Linked DNA regions of Homo sapiens: all the other regions are linked to region 1. The links are chromatin loops, found by intact Hi-C in ENCODE. Cell type or tissue: heart left ventricle. All regions are shown on one strand.

Region 1 (2,500 bases):
ACACCCCACCTTTCGTATATGCAGGGCGCTTGCTCCCCCTCCCTTGTGCCTGTGTGGGCACCCGTACTGGCCCCTCAGGAGCTCCTAAGGGCTCATCCCAGGCTCCTGTCACAGCCTCCCTGAATACACCTACACTGCTCAGCCTTAAATCCACCCATTCCTCTGTCCCCTGCCACTGCCCTAACCCAGGCCATGCCCCACAACCCCACGCCAATCCCTTGCTTAGAACTCATGGCTCTCCATGCCCTTACACTGCTAAAAGCCCCTCGAAAGCCAAACCCTGTTCCTAGAATGGGTACATTTCCTTAGAGGCTGTGGCGGAGCTTGGGCGAGTGGGGTGGGATACAGATTCCCAGAGGAAGGCAGAGGCTACCTTCTGCTCCAGCTGCCGGGCCTTCTGCCTCCGGAGCAGCATCTGGTTCCAGGCTTCCTCGTAGGGGTCTGCCACCAGCGTGTGTCTGTTGTAGGACCGCAGCTGTGGGAGGGACAGCGTCAGGGCAGTGCGGGCCCCGGAAGGCTCTGCTCATGGAGGGGTGGGGGCAGTGCTGGAGGCCGGGCCAGTCCTGGGGTGGGTGCCGAGGGGCACGGGCAGGGCAGGGCTGCCGTAGAGAGGGGCTGAAGGGCTCCTGTACCCTGGGGGTCGGGCTGGGGAGCAGGCCCTCACCCGCTGCCTGGTCTTCTGCAAGTTGTTCCTCAGGATTTTGCGGATCTCCTCCTCCTTGTCCTTGGACAGTGCTGGCAGGATGCGCTCGGAAGGCAGGGACTTGGGGTGGATGTTCCTGGGGCAATAGGGCATCGGTTAGGTCCCCAAGATTCTTGGGATCCTGGTGCCTCCCAGGTTTGGCCAGAAGGAAGTCACCCTAGGGATGACCCAGGTGGGCGCCAAAGCCTCAGGTCCTTGGTGCGAGCCCACAGCTCTCTTGTCCGCCCCAACAGGACAACAGAAGACCCCGCCCCCCAGGTGGCCACCTCCAACCGGGCTTGAGGGGCCGGTGTGTGGGAGCAGAAGCTGCCTGGTTGCCCCAGCACTCACTGCATGGAGACGGTGGAGACGGCAGAGGGGATCTTGCCCATGCCCCCGCTCTCCACCAGCTCGATGGCCTGCTTCATCTCCATCTTGTGGTAGAAGGCAATGAGCTGGGGCTCCTTGGAGCGCTCGCCAGCTATCAGACACTTCTTCACATATTTCTTATTAAACCGGTTGAGCCTGGTGGGAGGAGGAGGGAGACGGATGGCGCCAGCTTCCAGGAGTGGGGAGATGCCCAGGCCCAGGAGACCCTTGCCTGCCCCTCCCTGCCTGCCCACCAGGCCTGCCACCTACTTGTCCTTCCAGTGGTGGTGACCGTAGTGGCCACAGATGTCTTCGATGCCTGTCAGAAGGTGGTCCAGGAACTGAAAGGGGCCCAGGGCCAAGTCAAGCCTCGCTGTGGGGCGCCTTCCCTACCAAGACCTCTGACTAGCCCCACTCCCTCCCGTAGCTGCAGCCCTGCTGGGTCCAGCCCTGTGGTTCCATGAGCAGCCAGGAGGTGGCGCCCACACTCCACTCATCGAACCCAGCGGCCCTGACTCTGGGTATCTCGAAGCCTTGCCTGTGTCCGGCTGAGCCCCCTTCTCTAATCCCACCTGGGACCTATGCCTGGGATAGGTTTCAAATGGAGGCAGAGATGGCATGATGCCCCCTCCTCAGGCTCCCAGCTGCTCACACCACACCTTCCTATGGCTAGACCCTGGCGGCCTCCTGGGGCAGAGGGAGCCCCTGGGCACTGGCACAGGGAGAAGGGGCTGATGGGGGGCAGAGACTTGAGGCCCAGCTGCTCCCTATCTCCCTGTTCCTCCTTCTGCAACCAAGGGCCCAGCCCGCACTCCAGTACCTGTGTGTGGATCTCTTCGTTGATGGAGCGCTTCGTCTCTTGCTTTTTCTTCACAGCCAACAGGTCTACCAGGGGCCGAATGGTCATGCCCTGGGGGGCAGGCAGGTGTCAGGCACTCCAGTTCTGCTACCCAGGCAGGGAGGCCACAGAGCCTCCCTCCCTCACCCCAGGCCCCCAAGGCTAGGATGCCCTCTCTGCTCTGCTCTCTCCCAGGACCCAAGGGTGTGAGAACTCTCCCACCTCCCAGCACTTATCTAAAGACAGGTCCTTAAGGCCTGCTTCTTCCTGGAGACACGGTCAGAGGTTTCACTGCCAAATGACCCCCACACTGGTCATCTGGCCTGGGCCAGGCAGCAGACAGCCTGGGTTCAGATGTGGACTGCACCACAGACTTGCTCTGCAACCCCATGGAAGTCAGGCCCCACACACAGGGAAAACTACCTCTGCACTGCCTCCCCACCAGGACTGTGAGGAGGACCGAGTAATAACAGCAGCAGCAGATGGAACTGCACACCTGCCATGTGACCAACACACGTGCTTGGAAGTGTTCTAGCATCAATCAGCTCTCCAATATCCGCAACACTAAGAGGGAGGTCCTTCCATTGTCTCTATTTAACAGATGCAGAAAC
Region 2 (2,500 bases), 290 kb after region 1:
TTTGTGGTAGAGACAGGATTTCATCACGTTGGCCAGGCTGGTCTCGAACGCCTGACCTCAGGTGATCCACCCACCTCGGCCTCCCAAAGTGCAGGAATTATGGGCGTGAGCCACCATGCCCAGCCAGATGTTTATTAAGTAACCTTACTTACTATGCCATGTTGTGACCATCTGTGTACATGTTTGTCCCACTGGTCTGTGAGGCCCCCAAGAGCTCCCTACTTGAATAGATTTTAAGGATCTATTTGTAGATTGTCCATCCCTCCAGATTAAAACTGAAGCTTGGCCTGGCACAGTGGCTCATGCCTGTAATCCCAGCACTTTGGGAGGCCGAGGTGGGCAGGTCACCTAAGGCCAGGAGTTCGAGACCAGCCTGGCCAACATGGTGAAACCCTGTCTTTACTAAAAAATACAAAAATTAGCCAGGCGTGGTGGCATGCATCTGTAGTCCCAGCTACTCGGGAGGCTGAGGCAGGAGAATCGCTTGAACCCGGGAGGCGGAGGTTGCAGTGAGCTGAGATTGCACCACTGCACTCCAGCCTGGGCAACAGAGCAAGACTATGTCTCAAAATAACTAACTAAATAAATTAATTAATAAAACTGAAGCTCATTGAAGATGGCAGGGATTTTTGTTCACTGCTGTATTCTCTGTACCCGGGAAATAGAAGATGCTCAATAAATGTGTCTATTGACTGTTGAAAAGGCAGGAATTTGGCCAGATCATCTTTCTGTCCCTAGCACCCACTGAACAAACCCTAAGCCCAGGGGAACTGCCAGTAAATAATGGCTGAATGAATGGGTCTATGCTAAGAATATGGGCACTGATGATGCCTAGACCCTTGGGTCTTAGACAAGGGACTCAGGTGTGGGGATTATCTATGACTGACACACACACACACACACAAGCACACACGCACGAACACCCCCTCCCCGCCAATTCCTCCCTCCCCAAGGGATTTCTCCAACTGGTGAAGACAGAAGAGGCAAGGATAAAAGTCTCACCTGGAAGTGAGTCCTCACAGCCATCTGGTGGCCACCTGGAGAACTGCAGGTATTGTCAGCCCTAGTCAAACTTTAGCCTCAGCCCCTTCTGGGAAGAAGGTGACATCTAGGCCAGAATGGAAGGCACACTGGACTTGGTGACAGATGGACCTGGCTTCAGATCCCAGCTCTGCCATTTACTATGTGATTTGGGGCAAGTCCCTTGGCTTTCCTGGGCTTCACCCAAGAAATGGAGACATGGTCCCTCACTTTTGCAGGTTGTTGTAAGCCTTGGGCTCTGGCTGGGCACCTGGTAGGTGGGAAGGGTTGGAGGAGGTGTCAAGGAGGTAGGGACAGAGGGCATGAGGAGAATAGGAGAGAAGGAACTATCTCTTCCTTTAGAGAGCAAGTATGCGGGGAATGGAGACCTGATTGGTATGAGCACTTTTGGTGCGTGAGGGAGAGCACATGAGGTTCACGTGAAAACCCATAGCCCCCCTTTAGTCTCTTGGCTCTCCTGGGTTTCTCGGGGTTAGAAATGTCACTGCATGCCGGGTGCGGTGGTTCATACCTGTAATCCCAGCACTTTGGGAGGCTGAGCAGGGTGGATCACCTGAGGTCAGGAGTTCAAGACCATCCTGACCAATATGGTAAAACCCTGTCTCTACTAAAAATACAAAAAAAAAAAAAAAAAAAAAAGCTGGGCATGGTGGCGGGCACCTGTAATCCCAGCTACTTGGGAGGCTGAGGCAGGAGAATCGCTTGAACCCAGGAGGCAGAGGTTTCAGTGAGCCGAGATTGCACCACTGCACTCCAGCCTGGGCAACAAGAATAAAACTGTCTCGGAAAAAAAAAAAAAAGGAAAGAAAAGAAATGTCACTGCACTCTCTTTTCCTCTCTGGCTGCCTTAGGATCAACTTCCCTTGCAAACAACAGGATAACTATCAGGATCAGGAAGTTCATGACCAATACTTCAGTGGAAATGATGGTCTTCCGTGTCCTTCACCCTGGGAAGACAACAATACCTAAGACAGAAAACTAGTCAAAAAGTAGAAGACCACTCTGGATTTCATCTTTGTATTTAGAACCCATTTTGGGCTGGGCACAGTGGCTCATGCCTGTAATCCCAGCACTTTGGGAGGCCAAGGTGGGCAGATCACTTGAACCTACGAGTTCAAGACCAGCCTGGGCAATGTGGCGAAACCCTGTCTCTACAAAAATTACACGCCTTAGCCAGGCGTGGTGACACGTGCTTGTAATCCCAGTTACTGTGGAGGCTGAGATGGGAGGATTGCTTGAGTCCAAGAGGTTGAGGCTACAGTGAGCATTGATTGCACCACTACACTCCAGCCTGGGTGACAGACTGAGATCCTGTCTCAAAAAACAAACAAACGAAAAAAAAAGACAGAACCCATTTTGGTGGTGTTAAGACAACTGGCTTGGTTATGATTTATGATTCCTTGGATTATGCAAAGAAAAATTAATCCAAACACAGACTTGCAAGACATAAAAGAAAAAG
Region 3 (2,500 bases), 290 kb after region 1:
TGCCTTCTTCATGGTGTTTGGCATCATGCTGCAGCTCTACGCCCAAATCTGCCGCATCGTCTGCCGCCATGCCCAGCAGATTGCCCTTCAGCGGCACCTGCTGCCTGCCTCCCACTATGTGGCCACCCGCAAGGGCATTGCCACACTGGCCGTGGTGCTTGGAGCCTTTGCCGCCTGCTGGTTGCCCTTCACTGTCTACTGCCTGCTGGGTGATGCCCACTCTCCACCTCTCTACACCTATCTTACCTTGCTCCCTGCCACCTACAACTCCATGATCAACCCTATCATCTACGCCTTCCGCAACCAGGATGTGCAGAAAGTGCTGTGGGCTGTCTGCTGCTGCTGTTCCTCTTCCAAGATCCCCTTCCGATCCCGCTCCCCCAGTGATGTCTAGCTGAGTCTTCATGACCCTTCAACCCTGATTACTACAGAATTCCAGAATGTTAGGCTCTCCAGGGCTTCTTTCCAAACCCCCAGCTCCACACCCCCCAGACCCAGCTGGTTCTGGAGTTCTAGGACATTGGGTGTTTCAAGGTTCTGTTCAGATCCCTATGGGGGCCCAGCTGGCTCCACGGTTCCAGAATGTTCAGGTGGTCAGTGTTCTACTCAGAAATGTCTCACAGCCCAGCTGGGTTGCAATTCCAGAATGCTGGGAGTTTTACAGTGCCATTCCAAGTCCCAGATGTCCCTCTTCCCCCAAACTTGACCTTGACCATGTCACTTTATGTTTGAATTTCTGAGCTAAAGAGTCAGAGAGATTAGTCACATAGTTGCCTAAATAGGAGAGAGAAAGATTATATATGCACATATACAAAGACAGTGTCTATTTATGATTGATTTATTTATTTATAAATTTACTTATGGGTGGTAAGGGGCAAAAAAGAGGCCCACACCTTGATATCCAGGCCATACCAGGGTATCCCTTGTCCCTTCACCCCCATTTCTGACCTCAGTTCCTGGAGGGGGGAAAGGGTGAAAGAGAAACCACGTATTTTGTTATTATTTTGGATTATTTTTTATCGAAGAGATCATAGAAACCAGAGCCTTCTCCCCAGGCCTGCCCTCCTCGGGTTTGGAAGGGGAACACACCAGCCTCTGGTTTTTTATTTTTTTAAGAAGCCATCACCTGAGCAACCAAAAATTCCTCTGCGCTGGGGTCCGACTGCCCTCTGGTGGCCATTTGGGGAAAACTGCAGCCCGGCCAGGCAGCTGGGACCAGAATGCAACCCCAGCTCCACTCCAGCCTGGCGTCCAGGGCCACAGCCATGGCCTGGGGGCCAAGCCTCACCCTGCGGTGCCCTAAAGGAGGGGGGGCACGAGCCAACACCCCACCCCTCTGCCAACCGGGGTATGGCCCCCAGTGCATTCCCTGTTCCCGTCTCCAACCCAACTCAATAAAAAATGATTTTGTCATAAATATGTTTCCCTATGTGTGTGTGGAGGGTATGGAGTGGGGCCTGATGGGGGATGGCCTGGAATGAGAGGGTCAAGCCAGGCCTGGGGGGCCTGTTGGGGGATCTGGGGAGCTGGACAGAGGGTGGAGGGTGGCTGGCAGGTGACTCCTTCTCAGATGTCAGTGCCCCTCTGCTCAGACCTGGGCACTGACTGGCAAGGACCTTACCTCCTCCTGGTGACAGGAACCTGGGTGCTTGGCTCTTCCTGGGTCAAGGATGCTCACATCCTGCCCACACCGGCCACTGTGGGGCTTAGACATGATGAATATGCTCAAAGCATGTCAGTTTCCTTAATAATAATAGGTCCTACTTTTTTTTTTTTTTTTTTTTTTTTTGAGACAGAGTCTCGCTCTGTCCCCCAGGCTGGAGTGCAGTGGCGTGATCTCGGCTCACTGCAAGCTCCACCTCCCGGGTTCACGCCATTCTCCTGCCTCAGCCTCCCGAGTAGCTGGGACTACAGGCGCCCACCATCACGCCCGGCTAATTTTTTTTGTATTTTTAGTAGAGACGGGGTTTCACTGTGTAAGCCAGGATGGTCTCGATCTCCTGACCTCGTGATCCACCCGTCTCAGCCTCCCAAAGTGCTGGGATTACAGGCGTGAGCCAACGCGTCTGGCCAATAATAGGTCCTTCTAATCATGGGTGCCTACTGTGTGTCTGGCACACATGCTACCTCGCTTATGCCTAATAAGCATCCCATGGCACCGGTAGTGTCTTCTCCATTTTACAAACGAGGGAGCTGAGGCTGAGTGAGGGACAGCAGCTGGCCCAAGGCCATACAGCTAAAAAATGGTAGAGCCAGGAACATCTGTTTCCAGAATCTGTGCTGTGTAGTGAGTGATTTCCTTCCTTCCCAAGCCTGGAGCTTAGGACATTCTGGACCCTGATTTTTTTTTTTTTTTTTTTTTGAGACAGAGTCTTGCTCTGTTGCCCAGACTGGAGTGCAATAGCGTGGTCTCGGCTCACTGCAACCTCCGCCTCCTGGGTTCAAGCGATTCTCCTGCCTCAGCTTCCCAAGTAGCTGGGATTACAGGCACCTGCCACCA

What was found. Hi-C counts contacts between places; a loop is a spot of excess contacts. Peaks named below come from ENCODE experiments on the same cell type or tissue, not always from the same donor. Only the 100,000 strongest peaks of a DNase experiment are listed, where the experiment ranks them.
Region 2: it touches region 1 in a loop (6-fold over the local background); 46 of 110 quality-filtered maps call a loop at or near these places.
Region 3: a loop joins it to region 1, with 5 times the contacts of the local background. A loop is called at or near these places in 46 of 110 quality-filtered maps.

What each region holds. Positions count from the first base shown.
Region 1 is chr1:27,101,352-27,103,851 of GRCh38, forward strand. It overlaps SLC9A1 (solute carrier family 9 member A1), which reads right to left. Exons shown (of 12, transcript NM_003047.5): 6 at 1,872-1,961; 7 at 1,322-1,392; 8 at 1,034-1,207; 9 at 665-779; 10 at 374-475. Among named protein-coding and RNA genes, the nearest start is that of SLC9A1, 53 kb to the right of the region's middle. RefSeq lists enhancers at 472-1,330, 1,331-2,189. In heart left ventricle, a CTCF peak has its summit at 1,527 (motif pointing right); a DNase peak (open chromatin) is centred at 1,520.
Region 2 is chr1:27,387,559-27,390,058 of GRCh38, forward strand. No RefSeq gene overlaps it. Among named protein-coding and RNA genes, the nearest start is that of GPR3, 3.8 kb to the right of the region's middle. In heart left ventricle, a CTCF peak has its summit at 1,039 (motif pointing left); a DNase peak (open chromatin) is centred at 1,034; H3K27ac peaks cover 892 bases.
Region 3 is chr1:27,394,398-27,396,897 of GRCh38, forward strand. GPR3 (G protein-coupled receptor 3) reads left to right here. Exons shown (of 2, transcript NM_005281.4): 2 at 1-1,417. The coding sequence ends at 394. Among named protein-coding and RNA genes, the nearest start is that of GPR3, 3.0 kb to the left of the region's middle. RefSeq lists an enhancer at 1-613. In heart left ventricle, a CTCF peak has its summit at 1,172 (motif pointing left); a DNase peak (open chromatin) is centred at 1,184; H3K27ac peaks cover 191 bases.